Regions from separate parts of the Mus musculus genome. Here regions 1 and 3 are each linked to region 2. The links are chromatin loops, found by intact Hi-C in ENCODE. Cell type or tissue: gastrocnemius. All regions are shown on one strand.

Evidence for each region. Peaks named below come from ENCODE experiments on the same cell type or tissue, not always from the same donor. Only the 100,000 strongest peaks of a DNase experiment are listed, where the experiment ranks them.
Region 1: a loop joins it to region 2, with 2.6 times the contacts of the local background. A loop is called at or near these places in 20 of 42 quality-filtered maps.
Region 3: a loop joins it to region 2, with 7 times the contacts of the local background. A loop is called at or near these places in 25 of 42 quality-filtered maps.

What each region holds. Positions count from the first base shown.
Region 1 is chr6:39,622,345-39,627,344 of GRCm38, forward strand. Braf (Braf transforming gene) reads right to left here. Exons shown (of 22, transcript NM_139294.5): 19 at 1,235-1,366. The region is part of intron 1 of Gm34389 (a long non-coding RNA gene); the gene reads left to right. Among named protein-coding and RNA genes, the nearest start is that of Gm34389, 8.3 kb to the left of the region's middle. In gastrocnemius, no CTCF peak of the experiment used is centred here; no DNase peak of the experiment used is centred here.
Region 2 is chr6:39,779,802-39,784,801 of GRCm38, forward strand. No RefSeq gene overlaps it. Among named protein-coding and RNA genes, the nearest start is that of Mrps33, 29 kb to the right of the region's middle. In gastrocnemius, a CTCF peak has its summit at 3,107 (motif pointing left); DNase peaks (open chromatin) are centred at 1,225 and 3,931; H3K4me3 peaks cover 1,534 bases; H3K27ac peaks cover 1,480 bases.
Region 3 is chr6:39,460,538-39,465,537 of GRCm38, forward strand. It overlaps Dennd2a (DENN/MADD domain containing 2A), which reads right to left. Exons shown (of 19, transcript NM_172477.4): 17 at 4,514-4,753; 18 at 3,675-3,761; 19 at 1,841-2,914. The coding sequence ends at 2,883. Among named protein-coding and RNA genes, the nearest start is that of Gm52860, 7.4 kb to the right of the region's middle. In gastrocnemius, a CTCF peak has its summit at 2,540 (motif pointing right); DNase peaks (open chromatin) are centred at 1,096, 2,548 and 4,556; H3K4me3 peaks cover 259 bases.

The DNA of each region.
Region 1 (5,000 bases), 160 kb before region 2:
CTTTCTGGCATTGGTAAACAGGAATTGATGGCACAAACTACAACTCCCAGGAGTCTAGACACGAAGGGAAGAAGATCCAGATCTAAAGCCCTGCCTAGATCACAGAATACTGGTCTGTTAAAAGGTGAAGAGAGAGTGGGAGAAGGGAAGGAAATAAAGAAAGAGACGTCTAAGAGAATTTAGTGTGAAAACACAGATGAACAAAGCTCTGTGAAGTGTTATTGGTATCTTTTGGAAGGAAGAACAGAGAGTAAGAACCTAAGAAAGGGAGAGGTAAAAATGTACCCTTCTGGTAGAATTTTCACTGTAGACAAGCCACAACATTATATAGCAGCCATTTCATACTTTCTTACCCAGTTTTGTTGTGTGGGCATGCGCACACTCATGTGTGTGCGTGTGTGTATACATGTGAGTGTCCTGGCCTGGACGAATGTGGAAGGCAGAAGTGGGCATCAGGGTGTCTTCTTCAATCACTCCTCTACCTCACTGTTATTTGTAATCTGCCACGTATATCTCCACCAGGCTGCAACTTTGGGCTTCTCCTTGTCTCCCCCCCAGCACTGAGGTTATAAACATGGCCACAGCTGGCTTTCTCTGTGTACTCAGGGTCTTAACCCAGGGCCTCATGCTCATACAGCAAACACTTCCAGTGAACCACCTTCCAGTCCCTCATGCTGTTTTTTTTGTTGTTTTAAACTTCTTAATAGTTCTGGAAGAATGTGACATAAATATGTTCATAGCTGAGTCCTTACTCTGACAATACAACCTGTGATACAATCAAATGACAACTATACCTGTGATCACAGCAAAGTTAATTTTTTTTCTGTTTTTAAAAAGGCAGGTTTAGCCTGGAACTCTACACCAGCCTGACCTCAAACTCAGAGAAATATGTATGCCTCTGCCACCTGAGTGCTGGTATTAAAGCAATACACACCACAGCAGGCACCAGAGTTCATTCTTTTAGTTCTGCTTCAGCCAAGAAACAGGTTATACTCCATTGATATACTTCTGATTTCTAGTTACAAAATTGGGGATGTTATTCCACTATAACATTTATGATCAACATTTCAAACAAAAGCTTACTACTGTCAAAAGAATACAAACACTTTCTAACGCTGGTCTGAGAGCTCAGGAGCTCTATCATGTATAGTCACCTCTATCTCCACCCTCCCTTCCTCTAGAGAACCAGAGCCTTGGGAGAACTACTGAGATAGCTCCCAGAGACGGTGTTTACCTGATCCCTGTTGTTGATGTTTGAATAAGGTAGCTGGCCGGTCATCAGTTCGTACAGAACAATCCCAAACGCATACACGTCTGACTGAAAGCTATACGGGTTTTTATCTTGCATTCTGATTACTTCTGGTGCCTGTAAAAATATAAGAAAAAAATCTAGTTTAATTTCAGCTGAATAAAGACTGAAATAAAAACATTCATTCACAGAGTAACACCTTACTTACAGAAATCATCTACTAATGGTCAAAGATATAAATCCAACTAGGATAAAGGGGAAACCCCGTTTTATATATTCTGAAAGAGTTGAGATTTCATGATGCATTATTAAGGTTTTATAATTTTATCAGTAACCCTCTTTCTGAACAAACATCTACACTGGCATGTGGCCATTTCTCAAGAATGAATCTCTACTTCTTAGTCTTAATTGGCAAAGAAATACTAGACTTGCACTTATAAAAATCTTGGAAGTAGGTACAAGGAATAAGTTTTGTCACTGGTAAAAAAGATTTTCCTCAACTCAGGGAATGTTAATAGTGGTAGAATTTAGAGGCTGAAAAATTCAAGTATCCTTCCAAGTTACACCATAAATGTTTAGTATTAAAAAATGCTTTATTAACAAAGGTAAGATATAACAGGTTGACTCATTAAATTTTTAGTTGCTGCTTCTAGGGCAAACAAAGATCAAATCATATCTACCAAATTTTCACATAATTTAGTCACTCTGCTGTACAACTCGGTTTCTTATTTATATGAAGTACAAAGAATGACTGGTGAAGAACTAGGGTTTATTCCTTTGCTTTGCGTCTCTTACACTGTGTTGTTAGGAAGGAATTGAAGAAGTGGCAAAGGGTATTAGTGAAACTTGGCAAATTTAGCAGGAAGACCACGTTCTTGTTCTTGGCAAGGAAGTATCTCTCCTGAGGAATAACAGGACTCAACTAGATCTGCAAGTCAGAACTGCCTGTGGAGCCGACTCAGTGCTGACTATACTCCAGTCTGATACAGAACATCTGAGTCTACAAGTGGGACCCATATATTCTATGCAGAGCTCTACACATGATTCTGCTGTCTGCCCAAAGTTAAGAAACACTGATGGAAGACCTGTGGGAAATCCGAAGAGATGAAAAGGACAGCAGTGGAGGAGGAAAATGTCTTCTCCACTTGTTTTTCTTATGAATTTTGTTGGCAGGTGTTATTTTAGTGATATGCTATAAAACAAACCACTCACAACCATGATAAGATAAACAAGTAATTTTTTTGGAGGGGATAGAATTTAGATCAGTTGAAGAACTGTCTTTTAAAATTTAGTTTGCTTTCACTGCTGATAGATGGCTAGACAGTTGCATGCCATCTACTTAAATGTGTGCCAGATGATCAATTTGTTAATTTATTAAAATTGTCACATAAATGTATTTCTCTTTTAAGATATAAATGAAAGTAGAAAAGACTACTGTAAATAATTCAGAGAGCCACATAAACTGGTTTATGACCAAATTATCTTTTCAAGTTATGAATATTCCACACTCTCAAAGACTTGACAGGGTTTCACTATGTAGCTCTGGCTGTCTTGGAACTCACAGAGGTCCACCTGCCTCTAGGACTAAAGGCATGTGCTACCCCAACCAGTCTATTTATTTTAATTTTTATGTGTATGATGTTCTGTCTGTGCACTAGGGAGGCCAGAAGAAGGCTTCAGATTCCTTGGAACTGGAGTTTACAGACACTTGGGAGTTGTCACTGGGTGCTGAGAACTAAAAGCAAGTCTTTTGAAACATCAGCCAGAGAATTCTTAACAACAGAGCAATCTCTTACAGCTCCCCATATTGTTTTCTGAAGGCAGTTATCAACCTGAAAGATTTGTTCAACAATTAAGTGCATTATAGGCTGGCTATTTTTGTTCTCTTAAAAAACCTTCAGCATGACTGAATAAAAGATTAACTCATTGACCCAGGGTATCAACAAAACATGATCAGAAGGGAATAATACTCTACTGACTATATAAACTATGACTTTTGAAAAAGAACAAACCTAGAGACTGAACCTAGACCAACTTCTGTACTGTTGTTAAAGCATGTGAATGATCTGCCTTACATTTTTGTCTCTATAATTTCAGAACCAAAAAAGGTCATCTCCCTGGGACACACTACGATCTTTGTTAGAATTATGTGCCTAAAAGGTTCCTGAAAGCCAGATTACAACCAAGTAGTCTCTTCTAACTAATTAAAACAGTTAAATGTATAATGAAAGGATTTAAAAAGGAAACTTAGCTAACTATAATGTAGAATCTAAGAAAGGGTCTCGTCATCCTTTGGTCTGACCTAACATTTCAGATGAAGGGACTCAAGGAAGCCCAGGAAACTTTGAAGTTAATGGCCAGAGGGCAGTTCTCCCTCCCACCTCTGAAAGGCAGCTTCTTCTCTCCTCCCACTTTGCCACTTGCGCCAACTTCATCCCTGATCCCAGAAATCATAATCTATCCTTACTATTTGGAGAATCTGCTTTTTGGAGACTGCTACATATCTTTCTGGGTATTTAGACAAATATGGGCTTGAAAGCCCTTCTAACTTTTCTGTTTCTAGTAGGGTAACCCAACTGTACAAAGATGTTTAAAACACCTGTATTGGGCTGGTGAGATGGCTCAGTGATTAAGAGCACCGAATGCTCTTCCAAAGGTCCTGAGTTCAAATCCCAGCAACCACATGGTGGCTCACAACCATCCGTAACGAAATTTGATGCACTCTTCTGGAGTGTCTGAAGACAGACTACAGTGTACTTAACTTATAATAAATAAATAAAGTTAGATAAATAAATATTAAAAAAAAACCCCACCTGTATTTGGCTCAGAGCTGATATTTCAAAACTCATTGGACTCAGGATTGTTTTTATTCAAATATAATTGAAGATCATACAGTGTTTGTCTATATGGACTACCTCTGTGAATATTTAAGATATCAAAACTCAACTGACTATTATTTACTAATTCATTTAAATATTAAGCAAGCAGAGAATACCTACTCTTAATACAAAGTTCAGTAACAACAGAGCCACAACTCTCTCTCCTCTGTTTTAACTGCAATAGGCTTGGAATCTTGTATTTGTTTTTCCATTCAACCAGCTGCAGTGTGTCGTTCTGACTGAAGGACAGGAAGAAAACTGCTTTCATAAAGGAAAGACCTAGGGACCCTCTGAAAGGTCACATGAAACCACTGTGGGTTCACAGCAGGATTCCTAGAAATAACTCTTCAACAGTCTGCTGCAGAGACTGTGTTCTCATCTTTTCAACTTTCTTCTACAAAGCAGAAAGGAGACAGATCTGTGCAGAGAGCACAGGATGACTAAAAATATCCTCCTTTTCTTTTGTCTTTCCTCTTCCAATTGGCCCATAATTATGAAGTTCTTTCTAGTGTGAGGAAGGTCTATTTCCAATTTTGGCTCAAATAAAAGTGTGAGCGAGTCTTTCTGTTATGAATAGCATATTCTCATTCTCTCTCTCTCTCTGAATAAGTTTGCAAAACTTAAAAAAAAAAAGAGCAAGATACACAGACCATTTGAACATAAATTTTTGGTTTTTTTTTTGTTTTTAGACAGGGTGTCACCTAACTCTGGCTGTTCTTGTCACAGAGTTATACCTGCTTCTACCTTCTTTTTTTTTTTTTCTTTCCATTTTTTATTAGGTATTTAGCTCATTTACATTTCTGCTTCTACCTTCTGAGTGTTGGGACTAAAGGTGTGCACTACTAAGCCCAGCAAAGTATTTTAAAATAATT
Region 2 (5,000 bases):
ATACTCTGCTGTTGAACTGCGGCCACAGCCCTTTTGCTCCATATCTGCCCCCACCTTATTTGGAGACAAAAATTTTGCTCTGCAGGCAACACTTGAACTCATAATCTCCCTGCTTTCCCACCATGAGCTGCCATCCATGCCTGGCTGTTTTGTTTGTTTGACTTTTGTTTGTGTTTGTTTCAATTACTTAAAAAAATGGTGTTGGGGTTGGAACTTAGGGTCTTCTGCATACTAAAAACATGCTCTACCACTGAACTATACTATACCTTCAGTTCCTTTTTGTGTTTTTAAAGAATTATTTTTTTATGTCTAGGAATATTTCACCTGCATGTTTATGTGTGCCTAGAACCCCATAGAAGTCAGATGAGGGCTTTGGATCCCCTGGAACTGAAGTTATAGATGATAGTGAGCCAATACGTGGGTGCTGGGAATCAAACATGCCCTTCAGAAGAACAGCCAGTGCTTTCAAGCTGGACCAACTGTCCAACTTGCACATATACATATGTATATACACACACATACATATACACATACATATATGTACACACACACATATATATGTATGTGTGTGTGTGTGTGTGTGTTTGTTTTTTGTTTTTCATTTTTGAGACAGGGTTTCTCTGTGTATCCCTGGAACTTGTTATTTAGATCAGGCTGGCCTTGAATTCAGAGATCTGCCTCCTGAGCTAGGATTAAAAGTATGGGCTACCATGCCTGGTTACTTTTGTATATCTAAAAAGTTTATGTGTACGATCATTTTGTGTGTCTAGACCCATGGAAGCCAGAAAAGGGCTCCAGACTTGAGTCACAGATGCTTGTGAGCGACGTCTGGACAGGAACTGGATCTGGGTTCTCTGCAAGGGCAGTGAGTGCTGTGCCCACCAGCTCCCTTTTACAAACCTATTTTTAACTTCAGAACATTATCTCCACTTGATAAGATTCAATAAAGCCTTCTATTTTTCTTTTCTTTCTTTCTTTTTTGGTATGTGTATATTTAACTTTTGTTTTTAAAATGAAATCGTATAGACAGGGTCTCGCGTTGTATGCGTGCAGCTCAGGCCGGACTTGTGGCTTGGTGATCTTCCTGCCTTAGTCTCCGGAGTGCGGGAGTTAGAGGCAGCTGGCTGGGGAACCTGCAGCCACACAGACTTATCTCTTCCTGGGTCTGGAAGGCAAAGGTAAAGATTCTTGTCGTTAAAACTGCTGCCTGTTAGGAACCAGTTGGACTGCAAATCTCAGCAGGAGCGCTTTGAGCGGCTGTCTGCTGACAGCAGGATGAGCTGCCGGTCACAGAAAGCCAGGGGGGAGGGGGTGGGGTGTTACTGGGAAATTCTCCTCCCCGGACAAATGACCTTTCACCCCCTAGTTCTCTGTGCTCCTTTTCTTCCTCTTGGTTTTCTTTCTGAGCTTCTAGAGGAGACTAAGATATCCGTGGATTTAAGGACTGATGGTATATGACTGCTTGGTGTTTGTTGTAAAAGGTTCTGTCGCTCCTTTTGCAGGGAAACCAACAGAAACTAAAGTACAATAAAGCACAAGAGGCCTGAGTACGTAACTCAGTGGTAGAGGTCCTGGCTTTGACGCACGCGCCCCCTCCCCCTCCCCATCCCCCAAACACACACACCAACCACACAGAGACAGGGAGACACTGGGTAAACACACATCGGGTGTGAGGCCAGAGGAGCTAAACTGTAGGGGAGATCTGCCTGGGAATGAATGCCTTTCCTGTAATAACCAGAAACAGCTCCTTCGGAGGAAACTGTGAGCCCCAGGGTACAGAACGAGAGTCAGCTAGCCGGGAAGCAGACACAGTGGGCTGGCTTGCTTTTTTGCTTTTGCTTTTGTTTTTTGTTTGTGTGTGAGTGTTTTTTTTTTTTTTAGGCCAATTTAAATTATTTAAGTATTTTTGTTGGCGATGCGTTCATTTGCTTTTCAGTTCCACTTATGATATGCCTTCATAATCATCCACTCTTAGAAGAAGCCTAAATGACTGGTTCAGCAGCTCCCAGCAAAACCTCGCTCTGGAACCTATGTGAAACGCAGGCGTCATGACTAAGAGGAACTACTCTTAGTCATGTTTGTTAAGAACTGGCTTTGTGAGCCCGGCCTTAGGAAGTGACCACAGATTTCACAAGTCCACACATGTGCCTGTTAGAGCATGTTTGTTAAGAGTCCTATGTAACTCCGGTTTGATTTGTACCTGAAGGGACCGAGGGTAAAATACTTAGCCGCTGGCACGCCAGACTGGTCAACAGCCTCGGCGTGGGGTTTTAGCTACTTCTCTAAGGCTGTTTTCCAGCTTGGATTTTTAAAGTCTGCAGTTGCAAGCGGCCTACCAGACATAGCATTTCTTGCCTCCTTTTTTTTTCATACGAGATAACATTTCAAGGCGGTAGAGGCGAGGCAGCCCTGAAATTCCTAGAAGATTAGGAATGTGGGGGAGATAGCATCAGTGTGACTTGGAAGTTTCTCACTTTTCCAGCCTGGGTCAGGGGACTATAGACTTTACCCCCCAGATAGCCACTAGCAGAGTGGTCAGGACCTCCTGTGTTTACATTGGCCTACGGTAGCCTCATCCTCCATCTTCAAGCCTGCCAACAGTCAGACTTGATCTAACTGGGGTGGCCTCCAGTTAAGCTTTGATTTCAGGGTGTAATTTAAGGTGTGTAGCTCCTAGGCGCTGATGAAAAGCTGTGTGCTGGTGAGCGAGCCTTGGACACTGTTGGCCAAACCATGAAGATTAGAACAAGCTTTTATTTTATTTTATTTTATTTTGGGAAATATATATCATATCCAGTTCGGTTCAGAAATGTACTTACATATTAGTACACTTCAAAATAGAAAAAGAAATACTATATATAGGCTGGGCAGGTCTGAAACTTGCTACATAGACCAAACTAGCTGGGAACTTACACAGAGCTGTCTGTCCCTGCGTCCTGAGTGCCTGGCTATACTGTCCTTTTCTTTTTGGGAGTTCTGGGGACCAAAGCTAGGACTTCTCACCTGCTAGGTGATGTGAGCCATCCCCGTGTTCTGGAACACCCTTTGTAAGGGAAATTTTTTTGCTGGACAGATTACTATGACTGGGACAGTACTGCCACCTGGTGGAAAGTACCCTAATTACAGGAAAATATATAAGCTGAGTGAAGTAAAAAACAAAAATGACAACAAAGGTTAAGTTTTAAGTGAAATTTACACTTAATAAGGAAATCGCTAAATATATAGATTAGAGATCTACTAATTAAAAATCAGTATCTTTGGGTTGGTGAGATGGCTCAGCGGCTAAGATCACTGACCGTTCTTCTGGAGGTCATGAGTTCAAATACCAGCAACCACATTGTGGCTCACAACTATCTATAATGAGAAACAAATTAAAAACAAAAACCAAAAAACCTATGGGCTGGAGAGAGCCAGGCTGGAGCAAGAGGGAGAAGTAGGGGAGGGGGAAAGTCAGTATCTTTAAATCTGGAGTCTTGTGACACTGACCAGCATTTTTCACCAGTATCTTTGGGAATTTGGGGAGGAATAAAAAACAATCCACCTTTTAAAAATTGCTTGGTGGTGGTGGTGGTGGTGGGTGCTGGAGAGATGGCTCTGCGGTTAAGAGCACTGACTGCTCTTCCAAAGGTCCTGAGTTCAAATCCCAGCATCTACATGGTGGCTCACAACCATCCATAATGAGATCGGATGTCCTCTTCTGGTGTGTCTAAAGACAACTACAGTGTACTTATATGTAATAATAAATAAATCTTTTTAAAAAAATGCTCCAGGGAACAGAAAAATGGCTCCGCAGTTAAGAGCAGGTTAAGAGCACTCTAACAGAGGACCCAGGTTCAATCCCCAGCAACCACATGCCAGTTTACAACTGTCTGCAACTCTGTTCCCAAGGGATCCGACTCCCTCTTCTGGCCTCTACTGGCGCCAGGCCCAAATGTATTCCGCTGAAATGGAACATCGCAGACTTCTGGGTGGGAAGCCTGGAGAGGCTGCACTCGAGGTAACTGACTGGAGTCCTGAGGAAACACTAGATAATTCCCGAGTGAGCAGCCTGCTATAGAAGAACCAGACTGTACTGATCAGAAAGACTCTCTCTCTCTCTCTCTCTCTCTCTCTCTCTCTCTCTCTCTCTCTCTCTCTTCTCCCCCCCTCTCTCTCCCCCCCCCCCCGCCCCCTCCTAAAGGATAACATAGCCAGGCCTTTGATCTCAGCACTTGGGAGGCAGATGCAGAGCCCATGAAAAACAAGGAAAGCCGAATGAGCATGAGCGAAGGAGCGGCTTAAGTTTAAGGAGGGCATCGAGGTAGGACAAGTGAGTTCGGTTCATCATCTGGGCCTTCCTTTCCTGTAAAACTCATGATTGGCTGGGCCTGGTGATGTAAACCTGTAATTTCAGGACTTAATGGGGCTGAGGCTGAAGGACTGTGAATTCCAAGACAGTTTAAGCTATGTAGCCAGACTCTGAATAAACAAAACAACGACAAGTCATTATTGTGGCAATTGAAAAAAACTTAGATATGACTTTAACTAACAGGATTTAAACAATATCAATAATGTGACAACCAGGATGATTTGGTAATTGCATTATGGTCATGTATTATGGCTATAGAATTTCGTTGGTTTAGAGAATGAAAAATATTTACAGGCCAAAGAACATATTTTTTTCTTTACCTTCAAAAAATTTTACAATGTACATTACATCTCCCCTCCTCCTCTTACCCTTCCAACACGTGTGCACAGTGCCAGAAGGTCTTGAATTTTTTAATCTTTTGGGGTTTCTGGGCAAAGATTATACAGTAATTTTGTAACATTTTTTTCAAATAGTCCTGTTTCTCTGAACATTTGTTAAATAACATTTACATTTGTTAACTAACATTTACATTTGTTAAATAAAATTCAATAACATCAAAGCAATTATCTAGTAAAAGGGAACAGACGTGGCTTTGTGTCTCTTTTAAGTGTGGTCTGGTGGTGCCCTAGCATTTGCGATGCTGAAGACAGAG
Region 3 (5,000 bases), 320 kb before region 2:
CCTGGCTGTCCTGAAACTCACTTTGTAGACCAGGCTGGCCTCAAACACAGAAATCTGCCTGCCTCTGCCTACCGAGTGCTGGGATTAAAGGCATGCGCCACCATGCCCGGCTACCGCTTACCTTTTAAAGCATGGGTTGTGTGGACTGAACTGACTGTTCTCAGGCTAGCATAGTAAGTAATTTATTAACTAGGCCTTTCCTCCTTCCCCTAGCCTTCATCCTGCTTTTTGGGGTGTGTGTGTGTGTGTCTGTGTATTTTTTAAAAAGTGTGTTTCACTGTTTTGTAATGGCAATCCTCCTGTCTCAGTCTCCAGAGGGCTGGAATTTTAAGCTTGAGCCACTATGCCTGGCAGTACATGCTGTGGTGTCAAATAGGAGAGGGAAGACTGGAGACATAGCAGTAAACATGATTTACAGGGACACAAAAAGACACCTTATTTATTTTGAGGCAGGGTCTCTGTATGCAGCCCAGGCTGTCCTAGAACGCGCTTTGTAGATCACACTGGCCTGGAACTCAGATCTGCTTGCCTCTGTCTCCTGAGTGCTGGGACTAAGGGCACACACCACTAGGACAGACAAAAGAAACTTATTATTAATTTGGTTTTTTGAGACAGGGTTTCTCTGTGTAGCCCTGGCTGTCCTAGAACTTGCTCTACAGACCAGGCTGGCCTCGAATTCCAAGATCTGCTTGCTCTGCCCGAGTGCTGGGATTAAAGGTGCGTACCAAATGCCTGGCAGCGAAGCAGCACCACCACTGCCTGTCTCCATTTAAAAGTTTTACTTCATTTACTGCGTGTTCACATGTGTGTGCAAGCACATGGCATGACACGTCTGGAGGTCAGGACATCTTGTGGGAGCTGGTTCTCTTCTTCCACCTTGGAGGGCCTGGGGATTGACCTCAGGTGGTCAGGCTTGGTGGTGGCAAGTGTCTTAATGGGATAAGAATCTTGCCATTCCTATTTTATGAACATTAAAAATAAAATCACCAATCCTTTAAAGCATTAAAAACAAATAAACAAACAAGCAAATAAAAACCTGTGTGGTGTGCATCTGTATAGGGGCATGCATTTCACAGACAGCTTGGTGGAGTTGGCGCCTTTCCACCTTCATGTGTCTCCTATGCAGCGTTCACCAGCGGTGGCACCATCTCACCAGCCTGAGCCTTCTTTACACATGCAGTGTGTCTCCCCCTTTTAATATAAAGACCACTGAAAAAAAGCCTCTTCAGTGTGGCAGGGGGTGCACACCTTTAATCCCAACACTTGTGAGGCAGGCAAAATTCTGAGTTCGAGGCCAGCCTGGTCTACTGACTGAGTTCCAGGATAGCCAGCACTATACAGAGAAACCCTGTCTTGAAAAAAACAAAACAAAACAAAAAAAAAAGGAAAGAGCCGGGTATGGTGGTGCACGCCTTTAATCCCAGCACTCGGGAGGCAGAGGCAGGTGGATTTCTGAGTTCAAGGCCAGCCTGGTCTACAAAGTGAGTTCCAGGACAGCTAGGGCTATACAGAGAAACTCTGTCTCAAAAAATGAAAAAGGAAAAGAAAAAAGCCTCTTCATACAAATAGCCTAGTACATTCCCCCAATATTTGTTTGTTTGTTTGATTTTTTGAGACAGGGTTTTTTCTGTGTATCCCTGGCTGCCCTGGAACTCACTTTGTAGACCAGGCTGGCCTCAAACTCAGAAATCCACCTGCTTCTGCCTCCCAAGTGTTGGGATTAAAGGTGTGTGTGCGCCACCACCGCCTAGCACATTCCCCCAATTTTATTTTAGGTTTTGTTTAAGTCAAATACAAAAACATCAATAAAATAGAATATTATACACTCACTAGGAATGTTGATAAAGATATACTTATTTATTTATTCACCTGAAGTTCTTAAGTAAAACAGTATAATATAAAATAAGTTAGAAAAGAACGTATATTCCAAAATACTAACTGTGATCACTTGGGGGCAATATAAAAATACACAGAATATTGCTATCAGAAAGTTACCTAAGCCTAGGAGCTTGTGGAATCGGTCCCTGAGCCCCCGTGCTGTGCTCACCTGCTTTCTCTGGCTACCTCCAACATCCCAGCCACGCACTCCTATTAATCCTGCCCAGGTCAGAGGCGATCCAGATGTAGTCAGTTTTTGGTGGCATTCACAGTATCGGGGTGGCAGCCCCGAGGCCAGCCCGAGAACCTTCCTTTGCTGCACACAGGGCTCCTGCAGACTCTTACTGTCCCCACAGGTCAGCTGATTCGGGTCCTCTCTCTCATAAAAGAGAAGCAACTACAGAAACCTCTCCTAGCTTTGTTGGTCAAGAGGAACAGGCTCACAGCAGTGGCCTAAGTGTCATGGTTGGGCCACAGGAAATAGAAACTTCAGGACCCTTAGAACATTTTATTACCAGTTAACAAGATTTCCTGTTTTTTTAAATGTGTCCCTCTAAAAGCCACAGACTTTTGGGGCATGAATGGAGCTATACGGCTTCTAGGAGAAAAAAAAAGAAAATGTAGTCAAGAACAGTAAAGTCCAGTCTCTGCCACCAGGTGGCGTCATAGACCAGTGCGGAAGAAGCAGTGGCGTGGGCAGAAGTGTTTCTGTGGCTGCCGCGCTTCCTAACTCCTGGCTCCACAGAGTCAATGAGCTGGCCCAGAGGCGATGAGATGGGGCAGGAGAGCTGAATGAAGGAAGAGCCAAACACTTTCCTTCTTCTTCTCTTTTAATATCTAAGATTTAAAGGTCCCAGAAGCAACTAACCACAGTAACAACATTCTGCATGCTGGCTGGTCCCTTCCGGAGCTGTTGTGAGCGCGTGCCACCTGCCCAGCTAAGGGGTCCATCCTGGGAGGACTGGGGCGTAGGGAGGAGGTTTTCCCTTGGGCCAAGATGAGGGTTATTTCTTGTGGAGAAACTTCATTTTATTGCCTAAAAAAGAAAGTGAGAACATTTTATCAGGGGGGGAGGGGAGGGAGGGGGTGCACAGGAAAGTGTGTGTCTCTCAGCAGGCTGTGGAGTCAAAGGACATCTTTGTGGACTCAGTTCCCTCCTCCCGCGTTTATGTGGGTTCTGGGGACTGGACTTAGGCTTGTGTGCCACATGCTGTGATGTCTTGCTGGCTGGTCACACAGCTCCTGATCTTCCTCCTCCACCTCCAGGGTTTACTCTGGAGCACAGTGTGCACCCTTAAGGACCTTTTTGCTGATTAAACTGTAGTCCTGATGATTCTTCTTTTTTTTTTTTTTCTTTTGGTTTTTTGAGACAGGGTTTCTCTGTGTAGCCCTGACTGTCCTGGAACTCACTCTGTAGACCAGGCTGGCCTCGAACTCAGACATCCACCTGCCTCTGCCTCCCGAGTGCTGGGATTAAAGGTGTGCGCCGCCACCACCAGCAGTCCTCTTGATGATTCTTTTTTGCTCAGGGGCATTCGGAGGTTGGGAGGAATCCTACCTGTGTTAAGGTACTCCCTGCCTCGCCCAGGGCATGCTGCCTCTGTTGGTTGCCACAAGACTCGGGGGTTCAGAAGATGGTGGCAAGGATGTCAGTGAGGCCACCCTAGTTCCCAGGGACAGACTAAGAGAGGTAGACAGTCCACCCTGTACCGTTCCTGGCTCTTGTGGATGGAAGTAGTGAAGACTCCAGGAAAGATGGTTTAGAGCTGAGGCTGGCGACAGGGACCCAGCCTTACCCAGTCCCTTGAGGAATTTATTGACTCCGCTGTGCTCTCCGCTGGGCAGGGTTTCCAGGTACTCCTGGGCTCGGACTTCAAACAGACCTGGTGAGGAGAAATACCCAGGATATGTTAGATGCCTGCCTTTGTGCTTCTGCACTGACCTTCTTCCTCGATAGCTCGGGAAACCTTGCTTCTGAGGCGCAGCTGTGCCTATAAATACGCTTTCAAGCCTGGGGTTTATAAGGGATTTTACTGTCCTTATAATTGCCCCACCTTGTATAATAGCTGTCTGTGGGAAGCCGTAAAGTCCGTTCACACATGAGACTCCATCTCATTCCTGCTTCCTCACTCACCAACAGACCTGTCAACCTGACTACATGCAGCTGGCCACTCTTCTGAGGAGAAGCAAGCCCTGAAGGAGGCCGGCTCTCTCACACCCTCTAAACACATTTCTCCTGTCCTGAGGAAATCCTCATCAGGACGGCCTCAAGTATGGCTGCCTGTCTTTCCTATGCTGGTGGCTGCCGTGGGAGTTCAGTCAGGGCTTCTAGCTGAGTTCATAGCACCAGGGAAACCCCAGGCCCGGGCCAGCTGCCCCTCTGGAAGCTTCTGGCCTTTGTATAGCCATGCTGCAAAGGTAAGGCCTTCCCTTTCCAGCTTTAGCTCCCATCAAACCAGCCTTTACCAGCATTCTTAGATTTTAGACTCCCAGAACGCCCAGCTGGGACAATGGACAGAATAGGCTGGGCTGATGCCTCCATCATACTGTTGTGACTTCCCCCTGCTCCTCAGCCACTTAGAGCCTTAGGCACCTCTGCCTCACTGCCCCCATAAGGCCTGTGTGCTGTCCTAACCTTTGGCATCTTGCCTGCGTAGTTCCCGCTCCTGGATGAAGCCACGGAACGTCTGGGTCTCCATGAAGACCTCCAGGAAGCGCCGCAGGCTCTTAGAGGAGACAGCTTTTCTGAAGGCCTCTCGTTGCAGGCTTCTCTCCTCACCCGATGTCAGGAACAGGGGGTAGTGGCCCACAATCTCCACAAAAAAGCGGACAAAGGCTTCGGACACCACCTCACTCAAGGAACTGGATTCAGGGCCTGAGCAAGGGGCACAAAAAAGCCGAGACAGTGAGGGAAGTTGGTAGACTGGCGCCCTGGTCAGGTACTGATCTCAGCTACCCTCCACAGCTACCCGGGACCTTCTAAGAGAAAAGGCACTGAAAGTTTCCTTTTCTCTCTTTTAGATATTTTAGAACCTAAACGGAGGAAGTGGGAAGTCCCTGATTATTGTTGGAATGAAATCCAGGTGACAGGTTGAGCCCCACTCTCTCCTTGTAACCCTACT